Regions from separate parts of the Mus musculus genome. Here all the other regions are linked to region 1. The links are chromatin contacts, found by Hi-C or POLR2A ChIA-PET in ENCODE. All regions are on one chromosome and are shown on one strand. The core of a region is the stretch at or near the end of the contact, and the rest is flanking DNA. Distances in the headings are between cores, read along the strand shown.

Region 1 (4,618 bases), core at 843-3,342:
TCGAGGAGGCATAGCATACACTGGAAGAGGAACCAGGAGGCCTCTGTGGCTGCCTTGGTTTCCCCCAGGGACTCTGACCCTTTGGGGGTCAGGAACACTACACTGCACAGAAAGCCTTCACACTGGATGGGGGCTACACCCCACATGCCTACAAACTGTAGGGACCCCTGACTTACTGCCCCACTGGGGCCTGACACTGTACCTAGCTGGTTAGGAGGACCAGAGCCTGTCTCAGGGAATTGCCCCCAGGAGCGGAGCAGGGAGCAGGGAGGTCCAGGGGAAAGGGGCTGACCTCAGGTGTCACCAGCACTTTTGACCAAGTCCTGTTACTGTGGCCCCTGTCTCCAAGGCTGAGTTCCTGGACCCCCAACCCTGGAAGTTATTGGAGCCGGGGCTCTCTGGGTGCCTTTCTACTGCCCCGCCAAGGTTGGAGCCTTGGCTTGGGGAGCCAATGAAGCCAAATAAACTTGTAAGCTGTCTCCCCAAATGTAATGTCACCTTTCTTGGAGGTAATCTGGTGTTTTGTCTTCATGCCCCTAGAACTCTGGGCAGATAAGTAGCTGAGGCAGAGCTAGGAGGCCTTGTGCCTCCTCTCCTAGGACCAAGCCCAGCAACTGGGTAGTCGCTAAGGCCCAGCCCAGCCAGCCTCTCACCATTGCCAGGCTTTTCCTTGAGCCATCTCTACCATTCAAGTGATGCTTTGCCCGGAGGTTCCTTGTTGCCGGTGGTCCCTGTCTGCCTGCTAGGCCCAGCTGCGATGTCATCTCTAGGAACCTTTCCCAGGATGTGTCGTCTTCACCCCAGGGAGATACTCACCTCTGGGAAAAATCTCAAGGGTTTGCCCTGGGTTTGCCTCTCATATTCTGGATATGGGGAAGCCCACCCACCTGGAAGCATGGTGACCCTCCCTGGTGGCCTGGACCTGGCCTTGAGGTTCCCACCCAGTCAATGCCTTAGGGCAGTCCTTCCATGGTTTATGAATGAAGCTCCCCCAATTTACACAAAGTAGCCATTCCAGGTCTGCAGTCCAGCCAGGCAGAGGCAGGAGATCTGCAGCAAGAGCCAGAACAAAGAGTCAGGAACACCAAGCGCCCTTACCTCATGCTCTCTCCAACTGTGTCTATTCTGAGTCCCACAGAGCCTCTCCCACCCTCTGCTTAGGCGATCACTGTCCCACCCAGAATGCTTCAGCATCCTCACAAGATCTTTGGTCTACTTGCCAACAACAACCTGTCTCCTCAGCCCCTTCTTCATGGTTGGTCTCTGACTCCTATATGACTTTTTCCCTGATGTTATCTTTAAACTTTTATTTTATTTTAGACAATCTTACTCTATTGCCCTGACTTCGAACCTGCTTTGTAGATCAGGTTAGCCTTGAACTCACAGAAATCTTGAAGGCATTCGCCATCACACTTGGCCCTATATTTTTATATAGATTGCTGTTTTGCCTGCATGGGTCTTTACCACAAGTGTACCTGGTATACCTGTGCCAGGGGAAGGCTCTCAGGTAACCTGGAACTAGAGTCACTGGCAGTCGTGAGCCACCATGTAGGTGCCAGGAATCGAACCAAGGTCCTCTGGAAGAACAGCAAGTGTTCCTCACAGCAGACCATCTTTCCAGCACCATAACTAGCTTGTTCTCTGGTTGGAATATTACTTCCTTCAAAGAGTTTTCCTGGGAAGTTTGCCCTCCCCGCAGGCTGCTCCCTGGTAGTTTGTCAGCAGATTTCTTATGGGAGCAGCAGGAGAGGACAAACCTGTGTCTGTCATCTTCCCTGGTGTCTGAATGAGTGATGCATATGTGACCAAGGAGGCGTGACTTTGCGTACGTTCGTGTGAGGATCTCTCCAGGCTTTTCTCACCCAGTCAGTCTTCTCACCACAGTGTCTTCCTCCGCCCACCCCCAGTGCCCGGCTGCCATGTCTTGCCCCAGAAACTGGGCGTGCTGTGGCTCACCTCCCTCATTCACGTTCATTCTAGTCATCTCAGCCGCCTACCCACGCAGCACCTCCTCCCCGCCACGCCCTTCGCAGCCCCTCCCTGGTGCCACTGGTGGCTTAGCCTACTCCCTCACCTTCCCAGACTCAGTGCCATGCTATGGGGAGTCTGAAACCATGGGCCCGATACCTGCTCCTGCTTATGGCCCACCTGCTGGCCATGGGCCTTGGGGCTGTGGTGCTTCAGGCCCTGGAGGGCCCTCCAGCTCGCCACCTCCAGGCCCAGGTCCAGGCTGAACTGGCTAGCTTCCAGGCAGAGCACAGGGCCTGCTTGCCACCTGAGGCCCTGGAGGAGCTGCTAGGTGCGGTCCTGAGAGCACAGGCCCATGGAGTTTCCAGCCTGGGCAACAGCTCAGAGACAAGCAACTGGGATCTGCCCTCAGCTCTGCTGTTCACTGCCAGCATCCTCACCACCACCGGTAGGCACTACCACCACTACCACCAAGCAAACCAGGAGGAGGACCCAAGAGCTCTAGGGTGCAAGCCCTTCCCCCACCCCAAAGCTCCAGACAAAGCCACGGCTCTATCAGACCTGACATCACAAGTGGGGCTCCCCACACAACACACCCCAACTGGTGCCTCCACTTAAGCTGCCAGGAGGGGTGTGGCCTCCCCAGCCCCGCCCCTCAGCACTCTGCATCCAGCAGAGAAACCCGGGTCACATAGGCCTGAAGCCAGACAGAGAATACATCTGGGTGGGATAGACTCTTGGCTAGAGAGATGCTGTAGGAAGCACAGCTTAGAGCCGCCCTCGAGGAAGTCTGAGGGGAGGAAGTGGTGATGATGTGCTCAGAGCCCAGTGAACAGGGTGCAGAAGTAGGTCGGGTTAGCGAAATTCCTGGCTAAGAGAACAGATGTGCTTAGGCACAGAACTAGTCCTAGGGGGTTGGTTTTGTTTCATTGTCCTGCTAATAGTCTAAATACTTTTCAAAGTGAAATATGTATCTCTAACTTCCTTTCCAATTGGCTGGAGCAGGATGGAGCCTGCCTCTAGACCACATGGCCGCTGGCCCACCCAGTCTTCACTACACTCTTACCTCACAGCTGACTCCTAGGAGCTTTGGCCTTTGTAACCCATGGACCCTGCTGATCTTGTTCTCCCAGCATGCCCCAGTCTCCTACCTCTCCCTTTCTTGCTCCCTGCTTCTCTGGCTCTAAATGCTGTCTCTCGTGCATGCTGCCTCTTTTCAGAACGTCTTGTTCCCTTGCCTGCTTCCCTCCCATAACCCAGAGCCCGGGCAGATACACATTTGGGGAAAGAAGGCGGATGGCATGCCACAGGTTGAAGATTTGGAAATAATGGTAAAAATAAGAACTGACAAACCCAGGAAGTCAGGATCTGGCTGGGGAGACATTAGTTGTGGAGCGCTTGCCTAGAAGGCATGGGGCTCCCTGGTCTCCATCTGAAGTACAGATAAAGAGGAAGGGTCTCTCAAAGCCAGAATCAGCTTTAAATTGTTCCAGCTACAGACAGCCTAGGGCATCTGTCTTCAGAATTAATTTTCCAGAAAAGACAACAGTAACCCAGTGAGGTTAAGAAGCCAGTCCACCATCCAGTGAAAAGAGGACCCCAGCCTGAAGCATTCATGTCATCACCAAAAGGCAGACTTCTGTGGGAGGTGATGGAGAAAAAGTGACCGCCAGGGGCAGCCCACTCAAAAGCTTGCTGCCCTCTTCTCTCTCTTTTCCAGGTTATGGCCACATGGCCCCACTCTCCTCAGGTGGAAAGGCCTTCTGTGTGGTCTATGCAGCCCTTGGGCTGCCAGCCTCTCTAGCACTTGTGGCTGCCCTGCGCCACTGCTTGCTGCCTGTGTTCAGTCGCCCAGGTGACTGGGTAGCCATTCGCTGGCAGCTGGCACCAGCTCAGGCTGCTCTGCTACAGGCAGCAGGACTGGGCCTCCTGGTGGCCTGTGTCTTCATGCTGCTGCCAGCACTGGTGCTGTGGGGTGTACAGGGTGACTGCAGCCTGCTAGAAGCCATCTACTTCTGTTTCGGCTCACTCAGCACGATCGGCCTAGGAGACTTGCTGCCTGCCCATGGACGTGGCCTGCACCCAGCCATTTACCACCTTGGGCAGTTTGCACTTCTTGGTGAGTCCAGAAAAGAGGAGGGTAGAGAGGGTCTGGACTACAACTCCCATAGACCACTAGGGACTACAATTCACAGAGATCCTACCCTAGGGCACAAAATGGGTGTTGTAGTTTAAAGAACACTGGGAGCCATGTTGAGAGTTTCAAGTAGTGCCAGGGTGGATGGTCACACTGGGAAGTGGGGGGGGGGGTATTCTGAGCACCCTAAGAGCTGCCCCTACTGCCTCTTCTCCCCAGGTTACTTGCTCCTGGGGCTCCTGGCCATGTTGTTAGCAGTAGAGACCTTCTCAGAGCTGCCTCAGGTCCGTGCCATGGTGAAATTCTTTGGGCCCAGTGGCTCTAGAACCGATGAAGATCAAGATGGCATCCTAGGCCAAGATGAGCTGGCTCTGAGCACTGTGCTGCCTGACGCCCCAGTCTTGGGACCAACCACCCCAGCCTCAGTATCAGAACATCAGAACAGACCCCAGCCTGCTGACCCCAGTCAGGCGACAGGAAGTCAGCTCGATCGTGTTGGGGGACCTGAGCGGG
Region 2 (4,618 bases), core at 1,196-3,695, 41 kb before region 1:
CTTAGGTCAAGGCTGGGAGCTGAACTGGGATGCTTTGCCTCTCGGGGTGCTAGTGACTGGGTCTAGTGGGCACCGGGGCCTCCCAGTTCTCCCCTGTACACCTTGGCTGTGGAACTAGGCTCAAAGTGAGGGTTGCCACCAAATTCTGGACAGTTTTCACCAGGACGGAAATCAAAGCAGTCACTGGTGTCTGAGTCTTGCCCACTTGACAAAGGGAGGACGTCCTGTCCCCAGAGACCTTCCTCCCTGGTACCTCCCACTTCCTCCAGGGTCCCCAAAGAGCTGAGCACCCAAGGCCTAGACTCAGTGCCCTCAATTCCCGCAGTCTCAATACCTCAAGGACACAGGAGCTCCTGGGGCAGCTGCTGCAGGACAGAAGCAGTGGTGAGAGGACTTCCTATAACACAGGAAGTGGCCCCAACTCAGCCCAGCCCCCTGCTTGGCTCCTATATCCTGAGGAAGGTGCTAGGGTCACAACAGCTCAGTCATGGGACCCAAGACACCTAAGTCTAAAGGACAAGACTAATACTAACCTCTTGCAGGTCACTATGCCCACTCCCAGGGGTGAGAGAGGCTAATCCCAACAGGACCCTGTGGATGTCTGTTTACCTGGCCTCACATGCATGGACAGGGAGGTCTGAACCCAGTGAGACAGGTCACAGTGAGGCCCAGTTAAGAAGATGAGCTTGCCTGAATTAGTTCCATGTTCAAACTAGAATTTGAACCTTGTCTCTGAATCTCGAAGGCAGTAGTTCTCAACCTTCTTAACTCTGTGACGCTTTAATACAGTTCCTAATGCGGTGGTGACCTCACAGCCAGAAAATTATTTTCATTGCTACTTCACCACTGTAATTTTGCTGCCCTTAAGAATCATAACATGAGCCGGGCAGTGTTGGCACACGCCTTTAATCCTAGCACTCGGGGAGGCAGAGGCAGGCAGATTTCGAGTTCAAGGCCAGCCTGGTCTACAGAGTGAGTTCCAGGATAGCCAGGGCTACACAGAGAAACCCTGTCTTGAAAAACAAAAAGAAGAAGAAGAAGAAGATAAATATCTCAAGTGTGACCCCTGTGAAAGGACTGCTCGACCCTCAAAGGGGTCCCAGCACACAGGTTGAGAACTGCTGCTTCTGGACTTGTCAGAGCTGCACCTGCCTACTCTGCCCGTGTGCGTAGGAGTAAGGCAGCCTTGTGAGGGGAGACGGGAGAGGCTCAAGGTCTCACAGGATGTAAGGCTGAAACACCCAAGGCCCCAGGGACCTACTAAGTGCGGAAATGTGGTGAAGCTACACTAGGCAGGTGCAAAAGGTGTGAGAAGGCCGAGCCTACCTCGGCGTGAGCTAGGAATGGAGCCAACAGCTGGGGCAGGGGCAGGCCTCCATTAGTACTTTTTTTTGCATCATCCAGTGGCATCAAGGGGGCCAGGCTGGGAGGGGACAGGGAGCAGCTCCACGGTGCCCCTCAGCTGGGTCTCCAGAACCAAACAAGAGCAGACCTCCTCAGGGTCTTCCTGTCTGTCTGTCTGTCTTCTAGGATAAGCTCTGATGCTGCACTTCATGAGTTCTTTGAAGACTCCTTGGAAACTGAAAGGTGAAGCCAACTATGTCCGTGTGTGAACTGTGCAGGCCCCAGGTCCATAGACCAAGCTGTGGGCACAGACTGAGGCCGCAGTGCCGGGAGGAGCCCTGGGAATGTGTGCAGCCCAGTCCAGGAGCTCCCTCTTGTTCTGGCCCTGCCTTAAGGGGTGTACTTGGGCTCTGCCCCCCACCCCTCATCTTCACACAAGGTCCATTGAGGCCAGGACATTCCTTGCAGCCTGTGTCACTGAGGGGGGAAAAGGGGGGTGCCCCGCCCCCACAGATCCGGAAGGCCTGGCTGCCCCAGGAGGAGGCGCTGGATGCTTCCCAGCACATCTGGAGGTCGTGACCCTATTTCTGTTGCCAGGGAGTGCTGCAGATGTTTCCTCCCAGGCCAGACTCAGGATTGCAAAGGCTGGGAAAGAGGTCACACTGGGAAAAGGGGAGCCCCAGAATAGGGGGAGCCCCACACACTCAGCAGCAGGAGCAGCTGCCAGCATTGCTGAGAAAAGTCCAGAACCAATGAATCCACTCAGTGGAGCTCTGAATCTGCTCATGCAGAGGAGGGAGTGGGAGCTGCCAGCAGGAGACAGAACACTGGACGTGCTGACTCGGGGCTGGACTGGGGCAGGAGGTTGGGTGGGGTACGTGTAGCGAAAGCAGCCAATAGTCCCGTTCCTCCCCACACTACAAGGGTTCACGTCCAGGCTACTTTGTTGGGTATCCAGCCCGAACCTGGTGCCTCCCGATCCCTGATCCCGCCAGTACCTCTCGGGCTCAAGCTGGCCACCGCTGCCTTCCGCACCAAGGTCCCGCTGCCTGCTCACACCGCTCCCGGCGCCTCCGCTCCGCCTGGGGGCGGGGCCAGGATGGAGGCGGTACGTAGTGGAGGGGCGGGACTACCCGGGAGCTGTCTAAGGCGGGAAGCACAGTGGGTGGGGACCTCCGACAGGAACCTAGGCAGCCCCGGACAGCCTGAAGTTCTCTGTCCCAGCCTTCAGCTGCTCTTTTAACTCCCGGTCCTAGCCCAGTCAGTGACTTCACCGAGAAATGGGAACAAATGTACCTGCCTTCCAGACCAATTGGAGCGCTAGAGGCCACTTAGTGTCCTGCTGTGGCTCAGCAGACAGCAGGTATTAGGGCCAGAAACTATTTCACTCTTTAAGGGCTGGGCCAAGCTAGATAACTGATCTACACAGGCTACCATTTATGCAATGGCGAACACCATTAAATCCAGCACTCTGAAGGCAGAGGCAGGTGGATCTGAGGTCAAGGCCAGCCTGATGTACATAGGGAGTACATAGTAAGCCCCTGTCTCAAAAACGAAATAGAATCCTTTCTATTCACCTGTTATTTTCTTTAAGCTTGGAACAAATGAGGTTGAGCAGTCTTTGATCAAGATCAAGGCTGATGGATGTGTGAGCCACCTGGGCATAGAGGACTGCTTGAAAAGCAGAGGCTCAGCTCTCTCCTTTATCCTCTCACTTCTTTCTCCTCTTCCCTTTGTCTTTTCTCTCCTTTCTCTTTCTTCTTCTCTAGCCTTCCCCGTCCCCACACACTCTCTCTCTCTACCTTTTCTCTTCCCCCCTGCATTTCTATAATAAAGCTCTTAAACCATTAAAAAAAAAAAAAAAAAAAGAAAGGCAGAGGCAGGTGAGGAAGGCAGCCCATCCCACCTCATGTCTGCCTGGAGCCCAGCAGTCTGACCCCTTATCCCTCACACTCTTCTGACTTCAGCCTCCCTGCCTCCGGCACCTCTACCAACCTCACCTCGTCCCACAGAAAATAAAACTGCCAACCAAAATCAAAAATAGTGTTATTAATTTGGTGTCTCTGAAGCACAGAAAAAAAAAGAAAGAAAAATGACAAAAGAACGAATGAACCCACCCTTGCCACATATCGGGCCCCAGGTCCAGGCTAAGGAGGCCAGCCTTGGGGGCAGTGCAGGCCCCAGAGGCAAAGTCAGTCCTGGCCATGGGCTCCAATGAGGGACCAGCCCATGGGTTTGGCTCTTAGGGCCTGGCTAGGAGGCTGCTGCCTCAGTTTGGGATCCAGGCCACGGATCAGGGAGAGAAGTCTAGGTCACTGAGTTGTGACACTGAAGTAGCCAGATATCAGGGTGCAGACACCAGAGCCAAAGCCAATCAGTTCTGTAGTCCAGCAGAGTCCGAGTTACTGAGTCCCGGGATGCGATCCAGCAGAGGCCAGGCTGACTCCTCAGTACTGATGCTCCAGCAAGGGCTGGGCAGCCGGGCTCTCGCGTTCCTCAGCAGGGACAGGCCAGTCACCTGGGGCACCGGAGGGTGTGCAACCCTCAGGAATACTGCTGTCCAAGCAAGGAAGGTCCTGGGTGGTTCTGGCAGGTGAGGCCTCAGAGCTGACATCAGGACTGAGGCTGAGGTCTAGAGGGGCCTATGGGAGAGAAGACAGACAGATGAGCAGACAAACCGACCTGAGAACTCCTGGGGTCGTCTTCTTCCACAGGCTCCTTACCTGAGATTTGGGGGTGCCTCCTTTGGGGCTCCCTGAGGCTGGCTCCCCATCAGGTCCTCCCAGTCCCTTCCGACCCCCCAGACTCCACTTCCCACTGGGTCCCTCAGAATTGAGGAGAGCAGGGCCAGAAGGTCTTGAGGGCCGGGGACCCTCAGTGGGAGCAGGTGAAGCAGGGGGTGGTCCAGGGAGCCGAGGGGGAGGCCACTGCAGCAGAGGAGGGGGCCGCCCATCACCAGAGCCACTGAGGGAAGGCCGTGGTCCCCAGCTAGGACCTGGTGGGAGGGGCTGCTCACTGCTGCCTGTAGGAAACAGATAAGAGCAGAGAGCTCGGCTGGGCCGCAGTCTCACCCACAGGCTCAGTCCAGCTTTGCCCGCTTACCTGCTGCATTTTCAGGCGTAGGGTGTGCCAAGGGCGGATGATTGCTGAGGGAGGTCAGGCCGCCACCCCCACCACAGTCCGAGTCATCCACATTCCCTCCGCTATTACAGCCAGCGCCACAGCCCTTATGAAGTCTGGGTGGAGAAGCGGGAGACGCGTGAGGGGTCCAGGG
Region 3 (4,618 bases), core at 987-3,486, 36 kb after region 1:
GTGCACAAGTCCCCCTCCCATATACAGAACTACACAGACATATACACACAAAATAAATAAAAGACAGCTCTGACAGCACACACCAGGGGAGGGACGACAGCTGGGGAAGACCTGCCTTAATGGTCTGGAATGGCCATGGTCTCCTTGGCCTTACAGAATTGTCTTCTACAAAGATGGCGGCTATGGATGGCTGTCAAGAAGGCTGGAAAAGGCAGTAGAGCATGGTGGCCGAGTGTGCTCAGCTGCCTCAGTTTACCCTGCAGATCTGCTCCACTTCCCTGCAGTATATTAGGTGGTCATACTACTGCACTGCCAGGACCAGCAAAATTGGAAACAAGAGGAGATTAGAGATAGCATCTATTGCTTGGGCTCCTTTCTGACAAACTGCAAGGAGGGACTCAGGGGTCTGTTGAGGGCCCACAGTTGTCTGAGGTCCGTCCCCCGCCCCCCCCCCCCCCCCCGCCCTGCAGCTTCAGGTCCAGGGTTCTCTTCAGTTAGCCTGGGCATATAAAGGCTTTTCTCATAGTCTCCTCAATGGTGATGAGTAAGGTCTTCCCTCCGATATTAGTCTGTGAGTACAGCAGGAGGGGGTGTCTTTCCTAGACAGTCTCTCCACCCTGCTTAACTCACCAGCCTGAAGGGTACCAGCCACTCCTTGCTGAGGCCCTGAGAGCCTAAGGAGTCTACCAAAGATCACATCTGTGGACAGTCACTGCCAGACGATCTAAGCTGGACTCATTGCTCCTTCCTGACCCTGAGTCCCTGCAGCAGCCCAAGACAAGGGTTGTCTCCACTCCCACTCACAGCAACACATGCTGCTGGTCATATACTCCTTCTAGAATGTTCCTTTTGGCTTTTCCACATCAAGTTCCTTTCATGTCACTCTGACGCCCCTACTGGGTCTCTGGGATAACTATCTCTCCTCCCTGGTGCACAAGAATGGCAGCTTGCCTGTTTCTGTGGGCCCTTCTCGTGAACTACTGAGTCACCTTTCCCACAGAGTAACATTCCCTGTGTGCTCAGGAATGAGCCTATGTTCCAGTCTGTCATGGGCTCAGGTGTCTCTGCTCAGAAGACTTGAAAGGGACCTCCATAGTGTCCCTCTCCTGTCTTTTTCTCTCACCTGCCAGGGGATGAAGCCAAACCCTGAGACCACATCACCTGCTTCTCTGTATCATTTACTTCACAATGGCGCGACTTTCCACAGTCCCAAATCAAACAGCCACATCCTTCCAAGAGGTGTGCGGTGGGCAGATCCTCATCGGCCCTGATACAGTGCCCGCTGATCCAAATTCCTCACAGTGACTTACATACCCACTCAGACCACAGCTGCACTGCCCTCTGCCCTTCCCACCGTGTTGCTCGCCTGGCTTTTCCTCTGACTTGGAAAGGACAGCGGTTTTTTTTTTTTTTTTGGTTTGGAAGTTTGTTTGTTTGTTTGTTTTCTCACTCTTGACTCTGCAAGACTCATTGCAGTCCTTTTCACCTTTCTCGGCTTCCCAGCATGCCCCAAGGCTCCCCTCATTACTTCCCTTCACTATGGAAAAGCGTGTTTGAAGGAAGCTGTCCCAGACCCCCACAGCCCACCACTCCTTTTGTTTCACAGTTGGGTGACTAGATCTCATTCCATGGGCAAGAATTCCAAGGCTTGGAGAGCACGAGATTCCAAGCCTGGACTGTTTGACAGCGCCTTGTTCCAAGGTGAGCCTCTGCCTACTCTGCACAGGGGAGGGTCAGGTTTACACCAGTTCAAAGGAAAAAATGAATGTAAGAGCGCTCAGCACCACTCCTGCCAGGTGGAAAGTATTCAGTGTTACTGTTGCAACAGTGTTACTAGAGCAGGGGGAGGGGTCCCCCCTCCCAAGTCCTCCTAGATTCTAGCAGCAAGGAATCCTCTTGGGACACAGAGGTCACCCCCTGCCAGCATTGCAGCAGTAGGCTGTACTGAGCAGCGCCTGAGCTACTGAGCAATTCAAGCAGAACTCATCAAATGGCCTCCCTCAGTCCCTCCGAAGCTACCCAAATAAACTCAGCCTTAAAGTAAAAAAAAAAAAAAAACCAAAAAACAAAAAAAACCACCATTAGCTCTTTGGAAAGGTGTGCCTAAAGCCGAGCCCAACCCCCTCTTCCCATCAGATTACCACCCCCTGATTCCCCTGGAGAGGGCCTGGCATGAACCAGACTTGGCATGGTTCTGACCCTGGTCACCCTTAGCCCTACTAAGTTCTTTTGAGTCAGACACTGGATCCTGGGGCTTCCTAGCACGTTCTCACAGTATTGTCCAGATCCGGGACACCACAGCCTCCCCTTTCAGACCAGTGAGTAAGTCTAGCTCTTCTACAGCCTTGAGCAAATTCAAGACCCTTCCCCACCCCCCTGTCAACCCCTGCCCCAGGGCCCTGCTGGGCTTCTCCCCAGCCCCCTGAGCACTCAAGTAGCACTCCCTTCTCCGGCTGTTAGCCTGGGAAGGGGGCCAGGCCCTGAGCTCAGACCTTGGCGATTCCAGAGTGTCTGAGGCCCAGAGCCAGCGCCGCCAGCCAGGCCAGACGAGGGGAAGGGGGGAGGTGGCAGGGTGGGCACCAGGAAGCCCTCTAAGGAGCGGGGGGGGGGGGGGGAACATTGGCAGGGAAGCCAGGTTTCTAGCTTTGTTCTTTCTGCTCTTCTTCTTGAGGCCACAGGGTTCTCCCCGGCCAGTAAACCCTGGCCAGAAGGTGCTCTCTCCTGCTTAAATCCTTTCCTTCGAGAGAAGACAGGACCAGGAATAAGGACCCATGACTTCAGGGCTTCGAGAACCCCTACATGTACAAAGGCCAATGGGCAAAAGTTAACAGACCTCTGATCCTCCAAGCAAGGACCATCTGCCTCGGTTTCCCCATTTTGACCAGGTGGAAAAGTAGTTGGGCGGGGGAGGTGTGCACAGGCCTCTGCACCCCGCCCGGAGGAATCTGGCGGAGTCCCCAGGTGAGGATTCTTCTGGAAAGAACCCAGGTCGGTTCCTGCGCGGGGCGGGCACCTAGGGGGCTGCCCCCACTCCAACCGGCGCCCTCCCTGCCGCACATCGTCGCTTCTCCGGGCAGCAGCGAAAGACGCTTGAACCAGAAGGAAAAAGAGAGAGGAGAAAAAAAAATTGTCTCCCTGGCCCCGGGCCAGCGTCCCAGCCCCCCTCGCCGCCGGCGCGCTCCAGCCAGGGAAAACAACTGCTCACTTCTCCCTGCGTCCTCCCCGCGCGCTCCCTGCTTCCCGGCGGCCGCGGGAGAGGAGCCCGGCCAGGGGGAGGCGCGGAGCGGGCTGGCCGCCCGGCCTTCCTCTCCCCTCGCTCCTCCTCTCCGCCTCCACTTGCTCCGGCCTCCTCGCTGCGGCCTCAGTTCGGGGCCTGGCTGGGTTTCTCCCGGCCAGGGAAGTTTCTTCGCTCTACCCTCAGTGCAGCTTCCATCGCTCTCCCTCGCAACGGGGATCCCGGCCGCTCCTGCTGTCCCCTCCCTACCCTTGGCTTCTCGCCCCGCTCTGCCCTCTGCTACCAACACTCGATCCCCTGCTCGGGCTCGACCTCCAATCTCCGAGGGTCGTGCGGCCCCGGATGCCCGGGCCCCGAGGGGCTGCCCACGGCCTGGCCCCTGCGATGCGCCAGGCCGGGGCATTGGGGCTGCTGGCACTACTCCTGCTGGCGCTGCTGGGCCCCGGCGGCGGGGCCGAGGGTGGGCCGGCCGGCGAGCGGGGCACAGGCGGGGGCGGGGCGCTGGCCCGCGAACGCTTCAAGGTGGTCTTTGCGCCAGTGATCTGCAAGCGGACCTGTCTGAAGGGCCAGTGTCGGGACAGCTGTCAGCAGGGCTCCAACATGACGCTCATCGGAGAGAACGGCCACAGCACCGACACGCTCACCGGTTCTGGCTTCCGCGTGGGTGAGGGCCAGGGGGCTCTGGCTGGGGACATAAGGAAGGGCAGGCAACAGCACCAGGCAGGAAACAGAGTGGAGCATTGGGGATAAGAGATGGGGAGCTGGGATACATCGATCGCGGATCTGGGGCCAGGGCTCTGAGAGGCTGCGGTCCATGGAAGACAGAGTGAGGTGCTGGGCTTTTAAGTATTGGATAAGGGTTGAGGCTTAAGCTCGGGTCTCGGATGACACAGAACTCCTGGGAGGTGCTCAGTTTGAAGAGGGAGCGTACAAGGGGTTGGAGAGATGAGAGCAAGGGTAGGAATTCACGCAGAAGGGGGTAAATATTTCACCCCCCAAACAGAAATCTTTCAACTGTCTCAAGTTTGGCCTGGTGGAAGGAGACACCTGTGTTCTCAGGAAGGCGGAGCTAGGATCAGGACTGGAATGAGGGACTTAGCTCTTGGCAAAATCTGAGGGGAAAAGGCTTTGAGGCCTAAGAAGTAGGGTACTAAATAATGGCACTGACCTGATGGGGGGAGAGAGAGGTGTCATTTGGGGTCCTCAAACAGCTAGTCTGTTACCTATATAACTCATCCGTTCCTATATAACTCATCCGTTCCTATATAACTCATCTGAAAGACCCTCAGAGCTGCCTCCACTCCAAGTCTGAGGGCCTCCTGGTCAACCTAGAGCCCACCTCTTCCTTTAGCCTCTCTCTAAAGAGAAGGCCTGGTGCTCAAG

The links. Hi-C counts contacts between places; a loop is a spot of excess contacts on that map. ChIA-PET counts read pairs that join two places held with the same protein, here RNA polymerase II (POLR2A).
Region 2: a loop to region 1 is called in a map of T-helper 2 cell, with 1.8 times the contacts of the local background. The contact joins the promoter of Sipa1 here to the promoter of Kcnk7 in region 1. A Hi-C loop is called at or near these places in 2 of 37 maps with a recorded cell type or tissue (T-helper 2 cell and heart). POLR2A ChIA-PET finds 5 or more read pairs at or near these places in 3 of 5 experiments (Patski and embryonic stem cell).
Region 3: a map of regulatory T cell shows a loop between it and region 1 (2.3-fold over the local background). The contact joins the promoter of Ltbp3 here to the promoter of Kcnk7 in region 1. A Hi-C loop is called at or near these places in 1 of 37 maps with a recorded cell type or tissue (regulatory T cell). POLR2A ChIA-PET finds 5 or more read pairs at or near these places in 3 of 5 experiments (Patski and embryonic stem cell).

What each region holds. Positions count from the first base shown.
Region 1 is chr19:5,702,379-5,706,996 of GRCm38, forward strand. Kcnk7 (potassium channel, subfamily K, member 7) reads left to right here and starts at 2,093. Exons shown (of 3, transcript NM_010609.3): 1 at 2,093-2,416; 2 at 3,689-4,087; 3 at 4,325-4,618. The coding sequence starts at 2,098. It overlaps Map3k11 (mitogen-activated protein kinase kinase kinase 11), which reads left to right. Exons shown (of 12, transcript NM_022012.3): 12 at 1-487.
Region 2 is chr19:5,661,262-5,665,879 of GRCm38, forward strand. It overlaps Sipa1 (signal-induced proliferation associated gene 1), which reads right to left and starts at 2,446. Exons shown (of 17, transcript NM_001164480.1): 1 at 2,343-2,446; 2 at 335-365. It overlaps Pcnx3 (pecanex homolog 3), which reads right to left. Exons shown (of 35, transcript NM_144868.3): 33 at 4,447-4,580; 34 at 4,068-4,366; 35 at 3,374-3,986. The coding sequence ends at 3,792.
Region 3 is chr19:5,738,664-5,743,281 of GRCm38, forward strand. Ltbp3 (latent transforming growth factor beta binding protein 3) reads left to right here and starts at 2,237. Exons shown (of 28, transcript NM_008520.3): 1 at 2,237-2,322; 2 at 2,672-3,899. The coding sequence starts at 3,578.